Regions from separate parts of the Homo sapiens genome. Here regions 1 and 3 are each linked to region 2. A link is an interaction called in ENCODE POLR2A ChIA-PET data of the cell type or tissue named here. Cell type or tissue: Panc1. All regions are shown on one strand.

What was found. Peaks named below come from ENCODE experiments on the same cell type or tissue, not always from the same donor. Only the 100,000 strongest peaks of a DNase experiment are listed, where the experiment ranks them.
Region 1: POLR2A ChIA-PET joins it to region 2 with 6 read pairs; 6 of 35 experiments call an interaction of 5 or more read pairs at or near these places.
Region 3: POLR2A ChIA-PET joins it to region 2 with 9 read pairs; 2 of 35 experiments call an interaction of 5 or more read pairs at or near these places.

The regions. Positions count from the first base shown.
Region 1 is chr10:72,733,498-72,737,497 of GRCh38, forward strand. The region is part of intron 1 of MCU (mitochondrial calcium uniporter); the gene reads left to right. Among named protein-coding and RNA genes, the nearest start is that of MIR4676, 14 kb to the left of the region's middle. In Panc1, no CTCF peak of the experiment used is centred here; no DNase peak of the experiment used is centred here.
Region 2 is chr10:72,781,373-72,785,372 of GRCh38, forward strand. All of the region lies in intron 1 of MCU (mitochondrial calcium uniporter), which reads left to right. Among named protein-coding and RNA genes, the nearest start is that of MIR4676, 62 kb to the left of the region's middle. RefSeq lists a silencer at 1,999-2,293. In Panc1, no CTCF peak of the experiment used is centred here; DNase peaks (open chromatin) are centred at 2,019, 3,095 and 3,479.
Region 3 is chr10:72,855,078-72,859,077 of GRCh38, forward strand. All of the region lies in intron 2 of MCU (mitochondrial calcium uniporter), which reads left to right. Among named protein-coding and RNA genes, the nearest start is that of OIT3, 37 kb to the right of the region's middle. In Panc1, no CTCF peak of the experiment used is centred here; no DNase peak of the experiment used is centred here.

The DNA.
Region 1 (4,000 bases), 48 kb before region 2:
GGATTGCTTGAGCCCAGGAATTCGAGTCCAGCTTGGGCAGCACAGCCAGACCCCCATGTCTAAAAAAAGGGAAATCTTGTAAGGTTGTTGTGAATATAAAATGAACCAATGTGTGAAAAGCATTTATGGCAGTGCTTGGCACATAACGAGTACTCTGTTGGTGGTACCCGATATATATGTTTCATATATATATATATATATATATATTTTTTTAAAGAACATTTAGATAATCTTATATAGCTTAACTTGCAGCATCTACTCAGTCTTGACAAGCCTTTCTGGTAGTTTAATTTCACAGAAGGTAGATAAAGTAAACCTGGGCCTGCTTTTTTTGTTTGTTTGTTTTAAAGAATTAACTTTTTATTATGATGGTACAATATGCTTATTGGAGAAAATTTGGAAAAATTATTTTAAAAGTAATATTTTTTAAAATTCAGAAAATTATAGTAGGAGTCTGTTAACAGAAGCTTTAAAGGGAATGTGGTCCAAGAAGGAAAGAAAAACTCCTCAGAGTAAATAATAATTATGTTAATTGGAAATTACAAGTAAGAACTAGAGGCAGAATCTATAAAAACTGATGAATACTACAAAAGAAATTCCTGATTGGGTGCGTTTGCTCACACCTGTAATTCTAGCACTTTGGGAGGCTGAGGCAGGAGGATCCCTTGAGGCCAGGAGTTTGAGGCTGCAGTGAGCTATGATTGAGCCACTGCACTCCTGCCTGGGTGATGGAGCAAGATCCTGTTTCTAAAAAAGAAAGAAAGAAATTCCTTGCTTTACTCAGATCTAAAATGGACATTTAGTCACTGGCCACATGTGACTTGAGGTGTGTGTAGTCCAAACTACTATGTACTGCAAATACAAAATATACATTGGATTATTTTTGTGTTGAAATAATATTTCCTATATATTGTGTTAAGTAAAATGTTACTAAAATTAATTTTATCTTTTTCTTATTAATGTGACTACTGGCCTAGTTAAAATTATATATGTGGCTCACATATTCCGTTGGACTGCACTGTGCTTTAGGCATAGTAATACTTACTAGTTTTGAAGTATTTGAAAATTTAAAGTTAAGATATTGGATATTGAACCAAGGTTTTAATAATTTCCTTACAAACAATCACTGTTTTTTTGAGACAGGGTCACTCTGTCACCCAGGCTGGAGCTTGGTGGCCTGATCATGGCTCACCGCAGCCTTGACCTCCCAGGCTCAAGCAATCCTCCCACCTCTGCCTCCCAAGTAGCTAGGACCAAAGGCGTGTGACACCATGCCTAGCTATTAAAAAAATTTTTTTTTTTGTGGAGACAGGTCTCACTATGTTGCCCAGGCTAGTCTTGAACTCCTGGCTCAAGCTATTCTCCCACCTCAGCCTCCCAAAGTATTGGCATTACAGGTGTGACCCCGTCTCTACGAATAATTTTAAAAAAATTAGCTGGGTGTGGTGGTGCATACCCGTAGTCCCAGCTACTAGGGAGGCTGAGGCTGGATTGCCTGAGCTCAGGAGGTTGAGGCTTCAGTGGGCTGTGATCGGGCCACCGCAGTGCAGGCTGGGTGACAGAGTGAGATTGTCTCAAAAAAAAAAAAAAATTCGTCTGTGTTGTATCATGTATCAGAATTTTTTTTTTTTGATAGCTGAGTAGTATTTCAGTGTTCAGCATTTTTATTAATGACATGGATGGAATATTAATGACTTGCTTTGCAAACCCATATATGACCTGGAACTGGCAATGAAAATAAGTTGTATTGTTAAAGTGTGTTGGGTTTTTTTTCAGACTAGAGATTGAAAATAGTTATCAGACTGAAAGAATTGACTGAATTGATTAAAACGTATTAAACATTGATAAGTGCAAAATCCCATATATGATCTAAAAAGTTAGTGTTATTGTAGATGGATGTGATGTGGTTTAATAGCAGGTAATATGAAAAATACCTGGAGGGTTTCACTTGACAGCATGTTCATCATGAGTCCACAGTATTATCTGGGCTCTATTAATAGAAGCATGGTGTCCAGAATGAGGACTATGATTGTCCCAAAGTATTGTGTTCATGTCTAGGTACCTTATTTTAATGGTAAACATTTAAAAACAAAGGCATATTCAAGAGAGAAACCAGAATGATCTAATGGGAAGGTAACTAGCCACTCAGTATTAGAATAAAGCTGTTGTAAGGTAGAGTGGACTGCCTTGGGAGGTAATCAGATCTATGTCACAAGATTTGTTCAAGCAGAAGCTGGATGAACACTTGGCAGGGACATTGTAGACTATTTTAGTTTCACTAGTTGGGTACAGGAGTGGAGAAGGTGCCTAATTATATAGAATATCTTTGTGGATCTTCAACCTTGATATTAATATTTGGTAATCATAGAACATTGCAGAATACTGGGGTTTAAAGTGTTAATAGTGGTTGTCTCTAGGGGATGGGATAGGAGACTGTCATTTCCCATGTTATGTACTTCTGTATTTAATTTTAGTTTCTACAATGAGTATATATTGCTCTATTAAAACAGTTGTAAACACTTGTTTCTTGGCTAGTGACATTGATGCAAAAAATATTCTCGTTTTGCAAATCAACACAAATTAATACTTTACAATTTTTCAAAAGTAACTTAGTAAATTACTATAAACAATTTAAGTGTTTAAAACCCTCTATTGACAGATTTGTGTATTCATGGACGTTGGATATATGGATTTTTTTTTGCCATTGGAAGACTGATTTGCTTCATTAGCCTTTATTCTTTTCTGTAGTTGATCTGGCTGGTGACAGTGAAAGTTAGCTGGGCTGTTACAGATCATTCTGCATGCTCAGATTTACCTTCATCTCCAAGGTTTGGATTATCAGATAACTAGACAGTAAGGCCCTGACTGCTGCTGCCTAGTACCCCTGTCTAAAGGTTTAGTCCTAAAAGGAAGTGAGAGTGGAAAAAATTGTTGCATTCTTAGGAAAATATTTCCTTCTAACCCAGACATCTTTTGTTTTTCCCCAGATGGTTCTGTTATATCCCCCAGAGACCAAGGGTTGGCCCTTTATGCTTATTAGGAAAGAAGGATTATGACCAACACTTGCATCCTGGGTATGTTTAGGATAAATGTTGCTAAGCTGCTTTAGTAAATAGATCGTAAACAGAAACTGAGCCACACCTCCTCCTGCCATTATTATCTTAGTAAATGTTTGCTTAGGATTTTGATTATTTAAATGCTGTAGTTCTCTCATGTACTTAACAAATCTGTAACATTTTGTCAGTAAAGAGATTTATTAATATGCTTCCTTTGCCTTAGCTCAATAGTGCCCTTTTGATGATTTTTTAGGCCAGGCATTTAGCAGTCTAAATGGTGGACAATCTTGGACATTGTTGCGTGCTGTCAACATAAAGCTGTTTGGTGTTTGAGATGGTAGTGCTAGGAAAAATGTGTTAGCATTTGCTAAAAGAGCTTTCACAGGCTGGTCGCTTTCAATGTTTAAAAAAAGTTTATGTAAGACTGTTGATACTTCACTACAGTGTTCCCAAAAGCTTTCTAGTCTTGTTAGTGAAGCGTGTGGGGTATATGAATTGTGGTTTAAACTCTAAATGGCCACAGACATTTTTCTTGAATATGACTCTTAACTTGCTTTCTCTAAACTTCAGTTTGATACTATAGCGGTTGTTGATACCATAGTAGTTGTGTAGTTCAAATTCTCCAGTCATGAGTTTTCATTCTTGGATATGGTAGTGTCTTTGAGGTCAGGAAGAAAGAACAGAAGTCACTAATGTTAATAGCAGAAACTTTAACATTATAGGAATAAAAGTGGTAATAATAGATGAGCAGAAACCTCAATTCAAGAAATACTTGTTTCAAAAAATTATTATTCTGTACCTTCTGTGTAAAATGCCCATTGCTAGGCCTGGGCCCCAGACTTTAAAGAGCATATAGTCTAGTTGTATTGGGTCGATAATTTGAAATGTAAAGAGAGGGGGTAAGGGAAGCAGCCATGTATGAATTCCTTAGAAGGAAAGTTGGC
Region 2 (4,000 bases):
ACAGCCTACTCAGTATCTTAGATTTATTATTTTTAAATGAATCATTGTAGAGTTAAAGTCATCTCTTAAGTCCTAGTCAGGTTATAGGTGGTAAAGATTCCACAAAACCAGAAATACACAGAGCATACAGTATTTGAAGTATCATTCATTTATTCCATGTTTGGTTAAAACAAGCCTTTCGGAGTTTGAGTATTTATGGTTGTTTTCAGAAATAGATGGTCATGTGCATCTGCAAAACTTAAGCAGATGTTTTGTTTTCCTGAGAATCAGTTGAGGCTTAAATATGAGAGCTTAGCCTGAGCTAATTCCTAGGTGAAGAATGAGAGTGACAGGTTACTTAGTTCCCAAATAATACTTCAGAAAAATAGGAACCTACTTTTATGTTATTTCTTTTTTTTTCTTCTTCCTTTGGTTGCTGCAGTATGTTTAAGGTCTTTGCGACTTGGCCAAAGGAATAATGATCTTGGAATCCATTTTAGTGACAGGATCTCTCTGGAAGATCCAAATAGTCAATTCTGACAAAACAAGGACACTGTGCTTTGTGGCCATGAATAGGCTGCAAAAAGGGGAAACTCCTTTTCATCTTCATCAGATGTTTGGGGTCACTTTCATGAAAGAAACCAATGAATGCTACCAGGACACTGCAGACTCCTCCCCACAGTCCCCAGATCATGAGTCTCTATACTCTGCCCCAGAGCTCTCCTTCACCATTGCTGATTCCACAAAAAATACCATGACACACATTCAGATGAGAGGAACACAGCAATTGGCAGTACAAAAGATTGTGCCATATTCCTCCTTAGCCTGCCCCAATACTCCTTTGTGGAGTGCTTATAGAGTTAGAGCGATACTTAAGCTTGTCCATTTCTACTTGTAGAGTGCCCGGTACCTTCATACCCTCATGCTATGTGTACTTCTTCACCCTGTGCTTTTTCAAATACTCTTTTATTCTTTTCCGTTTTTCTAACTCGTACATAATCCTTAAAATCGTGTATCTGTTTTGTTGTTGTTTTTGGAGATGGAGTTTTGCTCTTGTCACCTGGGCTGGGGTGCAGTGGCGCAGTCTCGGCTCACTGCAACCTCTGCCTCCTGGGTTCAAGCGATTCTCATGCCTCCAGCCTCCTGAGTAGCTGGGATTACAGGCACCTGCCACCATACCCAGCTAATTTTTGTATTTTCAGTAGAGGCGGGGTTTCGCCATGTTGGCCAATCTAGTCTCAAACTCCTGACCTCAGGCTACCCGCCTTGGCCTCCCAAAGTGTTGGGATTACAGGCATGAGCTACCACGCCCGGCCCATAATCCTTAAAAATCAAACTGAATTTCTGCCTCTTCTGTGGAACTCATTTTAACTTTTGTTTGCTTATTTAACTTTACAGGGATGTGTGTCTAGTTCCTCTCACTAGTTTCTTGCATATAGGGCTTATGTATTATTCGTATCTTGTCCAGCAAAGCCAGTAGCTTCAGAAGTTATTTTGATTCTAGTGCAGCTGTGTTACTGTGAGCCAACATCCTGCAGAAGGAGTTTAGAAATATTTGTGACTGGTTATGTCTTTCACTGAACCTAAGGCAAACCTGAGCAATTTGCAGAATCAGTTGAGGCTTAAATATGAGAGCTTATATTTAAGCTTCCTATAGGAAAATGCGAAGGGAGTTTCTGGCCATGGAAAAAGGAAATAACTCAGTTTGTTTGAAGTATTTGTGGAATGCACTTTAAGCATAATCAATATTCACCCTAAGTACTTCATTGAATAGTTTGAATGAAACCACCGCATTGTGTGTGCTCCACCTTGGTAGAGAATGTCAATGTGTAGACTTTTCAAATTAGATTTTATCATCTGGCATAGGCATACCACCTAGTTACATTATATGTAGAGCCTCCAGATACTTTAAAATAGATTATGTTTTACATTCCTTCCTATCCTTTCAGAACCATCACCTTCATGTCCAAAACAGTGTGATGCTATTCATTTTAGAATATTATTGAGGACATCACACTGGTGGCTCTTTGAAGGGATGTGTTTTGGACTCAGGTGTGGAACTGCCACATGCCACTTATTCAACTCTTTGGCATCTAGGAGGCTTTGCATATGCCATGTGCCACTTATTCAACTCTTTGGCATCTAGGAGGCTTTGCATATGCCATGTGAATCCTCTCTTCCTAGGAGAGTTTACTTAGTGGAGCAGTGTTGGGATTTCTAGCCTGGTTTCTTCTGAGGAAAAAAACATGTCAAGTTAAACCTTCCAGGATAAAGAGAGGATTTTGTTGGGGGGAGCTGTTGTATCTGAAGTGTTAATATAGAGCAAATGCAGTTTATTTTCTCAAAGGAAGGGAGAGAGATCATGCCAAGAAAAACGCATAGAGTGGGGTGGAGTGGAGTTGGGAAAGAAAATGTGACAAGTACCTAAAATCAAATGCCTATAGGAAGGATTTTCCCCATGATTAGCTCCAAATGTTGGGGAGTGGGGAGGATGTTGCTTGTTTCTTTCTTTATTTCTTTTTAAAAAATTGTTTTACTTTGTTCTTGACTCTTTAGTTTCAAAAGCAGATTAAGGAAAAGCTTATTAGGAAGTCTAGAGCCATAGGCACTATAGAAATTACCAGCCCCCAAAAGTCAATACCCAGTTACTTTACCTTTTTGGCTGTTCCACGTAATTAACCCTGCTGCTTGATCCAAGTGAAGCCGGGGGAAAGCCGGGCACCGTTGGATGGTGTAGCTCCTTGCTTAACCCCTCATGTTGTACTGCAAAGATGAATGCCCACTTACCTGGATCTCTCAGGGGATGACATTTTCCAAAAGAAGATTTTCTTCTGCTCCCTCTTGAGAACAATATAAAGAGTATGTAATTCAGAGAGATTACTTTGAATTTCACTAAAAGGGAAGTACAAAGGCTTTGTTTTTTCAGATCCTATCAAATTAATACTGTCACGTTTGGAAAATGTTGCTCTGTTTTGATAGATCTCTTAGAAGGATGTGTCTTATGCAAATAGTAATTGTGATTTTTAAAGCTAATATAAATGTGATTCATTTACTTAAAATCAAGCCACCTTGTAGCTGTGAGTAATTTTCCCATTTTGTTGAAGGTAAGTACAATTTTTAATTGGCTACATTTGGTTGCAGGAGAGGTTAAAGAATAGATTTAAGTAGGCATGTCTGAAAAGGACAGAAAGTTCCACAAAGCAGTTGTCAGCAGGGATTAGATCTCTGGATGTCCTTGTTTGTCAGGAAAAGCCTTCTGTGTATCCAGTAGCTTCTGAAAATGTTAATGTGGCACTGTGCAGGGAGTCAAGGGAACAGTCTCCTCATTTTCAGTGCAGGATGCTAGGGAAAGCCTGTCCGTATGTGTGCGTGGGTGTGTGAGTGAGGGCTGGCTGTGCACCCTGCCTCTCTGGCTGAAGTAAGTTGCAGAGCAGCTTTGCCTTTTCATGGGCTTGGGTGTGGGGAATCCCTCCTACCAAGAGTATTTTGGGAAATTCCTAAATGCTGATGTGTTCTCAGCTCTATATAATGCCCTTGTTGGAGTGAGGAGCAAAACACACATGGATAATGATTTTAAAGCACCAGTCAACCAATTCCTGGTGTGTGTGTCTTTTACTTGCTTGATAGAGCTGTTCAAGGAGAATCTTGCGTTGTCAAGGATTTTAGGCTTCTACATAGTACAGGGATTGCTCTTCTTTTCCTTTTCCAGGGCTCTTCCTGTCTCTAGATATTTAGCATACAGATGCAGTTTCATGATGTAGCACGAGAATCTCCCACATTTCCACATATATTACACAGTCGGCGAAGCAAGTGGTAGTGGTGGCTGCTCCAGCCAAACCTGGCAGTGCTACTGCCGTCACTTTTCTAATAACCTTGGTGTCTCTGCAACAAGGTTAGTGGTGGTGTTTACCAAAGCTACAACTTTGTTTCTCCTTTCTCTTTCCCTGCTTCTGTTGTCTCCCTGTCTCCCCTCCTGCTGCCCCCTACCACTTAGGTTAATGAACTTCCCTGTGGTATGCAG
Region 3 (4,000 bases), 74 kb after region 2:
CTAAAGAAAAATTAGTATGGTTGTGGTGATGGGTACCTGTAGTCTCAGCTACCCAGGAGGTAGAGGCAGGAGAATGGCTTGAACTCAGGAGGTGGAGGTTGCAGTGAGCCAAGATCCCACTATTGCACTCCAGCCTGGGCAACAGAGCAAGACCCTATCTCAAAAAAAATAAAAATAAATAAAATAAGGTATATTTAATAAGTCAATAGCAGAGATTAGCCTGAGCATTGTGGCTCAATACTGTAATTCCAGCACTTTGGGATGCTGAGGTGTGAGAATAGCTTGAGTCCAGGAGTTCAAGGTCAGCCTGGGCAACATAGTGAGACCCTGTCTCTACCCCCACCAAAAAAAAAAATTATCCAGGCACAGTTACATATGCCTATAGTCCTAGCCACTCAGGAAGCTGAGGTAGGAGGATCACTTGAGCCCAGGAGATCAAGGCTGCAGTGAGCTGTGATCACACCACTGTACTCCAGGCTGGGAGACAGATTAGGACCCTGTCTCTAAAAAAAGAGATTAAATTATAATAAATAGTGATTAAATGAAAAAATCCTTTTTAAAGAGATTAAAAGATAGTAAATCTAAAAATGGCAAGAATAGAGGAAAAGTAGAAGAAAGAACAGTAGGGTCAAAAAGAAAATAAGTAGTAAGATGGTAAGACTTATATTCAGCCATACTTAAATTACATTAAATGCAAATAATATACATACTTTAATTAAAAGGCAGAGATTGTTAGATTGGATAAAATAGCAAGACCCAACTATAAGCTTTCTACAGGAAACTCACTTTAAATAAAACATGGATAAGGTAAAAGGATAGGGAAAGATATACTATGAAAACATGTCACACAAAGGCTTGTATGCAAATAATCATAAAAGCTTTATTCATAGTAGCCAAAACCTGGAAACAACCCAGATGTTCGTCAACTGGATAAACAAGTTGTGGTGTGTCTATGCATTGACACCCTTCTCAGCAATACAAATGAATGACTACTAATGAACTAGTTAATTAATGAACTACTAATAACAACATAGGTGAATCTCATAATCATGCCAAGAGAAAGAAGCCAGATATAAAAGGGTCCATAGCGTGATTTTATTTATATAAAAATCTATAAAAACCTAATATAATCTGTGGTGACAAAATCAGATCAATGGTTACCCAGGGATTAACTGGGATGGGGATCAGAGAATTTGGGGGAATCATAGAAATGTTCTTTATTTTGATTCTTATGTAAAAACTCATCAGATTTCCATTTTAAGTAAGAATGTATTTTGTTATTTATAAACTATGTCTCAATTAGGTTTATTTCTTGAAAATTCAAATCATGAAAGATTTTAGTGTGAAGATTTTGTATATAATGTAGGCCTTATGAATTACTAGAATAGACAAGGAAATAAGATGTAAATGTCTACAACTACAACTATGGAAAGCTTGATGCATTTTGGATTTCCAAAACATTAATCTTAACATATGTTTGCTATAAACTCTTTGATTAGTAGGGATATAAATCCTTAGAAGCATAATAGAATGTAATTTTTGACTCTTACTTTATTTTTAAAAATTGTTTTTAGAAGCCAGGCATAGTGGCTCATGGCTTTAGTCCCAGCACTTTGGGTGGCCAAGGTGGGTCGCTGCTCAAGCTCAGGAGTTCAAGACCAGCCTGGGCAACGTGGTGAAACCCTGTCTCTAAAAAAAAAAAAAAAAAAAAAAAAAATAGCCTGGCATGGTGGTGCACGCCTGTAGTTCCCAGCAACTTGGGAGCCTGAGGCAAAAGAATCGCTTGAGCTTGGGAGCTCGAGTCTGCAGTGAGCTGTGATCATGCCGCTGCACTCCTGGGTGATAGAGCAAGATGTCTCAAAAAAAAAAAAAAAAAAAAAGGTTTTAGACATGGGGTCCCACTCGGTTGCTCAGGCTGGAGTGCAGTGGCACAATCATAGCTCACTGTAGATTCAAACTCCTGGGCTCAAGCAATCCTTCTGCCTCAGCCTCCTGAGTAGCTGAGACTACAGACACATGTCGCCACATCTGGTCAACTTTTGATTCTTCAAAGAAGCTAGTAAGGAAACATTATCATTTATGTATCATGTAATATGCTAAGTGTTTTAAATTATTTATGTATTTCACTCATTTCTCACAACAGCTCTGTGAGTTAGGGATTAAACCCCCCCCTTTTTTTTTCAGACAGATTCTCACTCTGTTGCCAGGCTGGAGTGCAGTGTCGCGATCTTGGCTCACTGCAGCCTCCACCTCCTGGGTTGAAGTGATTCTCCTGCCTCAGCCTCCCGAGTAGCTGGGACTACAAGCGTGCACCACCATGCCCAGCTAATTTTTTTATTTTTAGTAGAGACAGGGTTTTACCACATTGGCCAAGATGGTCTCAATCTCTTGACCTCATGATCTGCCCACCTCGGCCTCCCAAAGTGCTGGGATTACAGGCATGAGCCACCATGCCTGGCCAAAGCCCATTTTATATACGAAAAAAGTGAGGCTCAGAGAAGTTATATAATACACCCAAAATTACAGAGCCAAGGTTCAGTCCCATATTTGACTCCAAAGCCTGTTTTCTTTCCTCAGTGCTAACATCATCTTTAAATGCTCAGTTGCTTATGTAAAAATTTTTTATTTTAAAAATGCATTTTTAAAAAAATGTATGTGAAAATTATTCCAAAAGAGGGCTATTTTGATAGTTGTTCTACTGGGACCCTACAAATCAAGAATACTGAGGGAGAAAATAAGGAAATAGGCATTCTATGCTATACTTTTGTAGAAGATCCCTTCAATTTAATAGTTCATAATAAATTTTCCCTTCATAACATTTTGTTATAAAATCTTAAACATCTGAGTTTTGGTTCTGTCTAGCCAAGCTCATGAAGACATTCAAGAGAACATGAATTGTTTTTGATAGAATGCTAACTTATGACAACTGAAGAATGGCGAGGTTCATAAATTTGGAAAGGAGACCTATATTTCTCATAAAGGTTGCAGGCTGCAGGGTGGCCATTCTGACAGGCTGGGAAGTGTAGCCTCCATTCAGAAGCCAAAAACAGACACTTTGAGGAAGAGGCAAAAAGAACAGGATGCATGCTGAGCAGGGTGGCCAAATATACATACTCAGTACGCTATAGGAGAGGCCATGCATATTTATGAAAGGAGAAATGTGTGTATGCACAACTGATCTTCATGCCCCTTCATGGGTCCCGTGTACAAAAAATGGCTGCGTCAGCATGATCTGAGGGTGGAGTTTTCAGCTCTCTGGCATCAAAAGATGAAGCAGAGGGTGTGAAAACCCTCACTGCGCATTCTCTGTAGACTGGCCAGAACCACTCCACGGTCGGTGGCCTCTTGTCAGGCAAAAAAAAGGGGCAGTGTTGGTCAGTTAATTGGTTGATATCAGTGGTGGAGTCTTCTGAAAGGGCTAGTTTCTCTTAAGCCCTTAGGAAAGAATGCCTAATGGTGGCTAGCAAGGAAGGGGTATAATGAATTGTGTCTGACCTCCCATCCTGTCATGGCTGAGAACTTAGCTTTAAAGGTTTACCCTGGGGTCCCCTTGGCCAAGAGGGGGTCCATTCAGTCAGTTGAGGGGCTTAGGATTTCACTTTTGTTTCTCACTTATCAGCTTGGATATAATACTGTACTATATATACATGAATTGACTGTTTTGGAGTAAGAGTCTCACTTATTAGTGTACTTCTTGAAAGCTCTGGATCCCGAGAGCCACGTCCTACAGGCTATGAAGTCTAGCCCAGCAATCTCTGACTGCTTAATAAAATCTTGCTAAATGGAACCAGGGCTTGTATTCACCAATATCAAGAACTTCACCTGATATCCTTGGGAAAGCCTCTCCTTGACCCACTCAGAAGACAGTTCCTTGCCTGTTTTTTCATATCTGTAAAATGAGCTATGTGATCCATTTGATCTTTTATAAGCCAGTTCCCAGAATAACCTTCAACTAAAGCTAAAGGGCATGTTCTTAAACCTTCTTTGAAAACATTTTAAA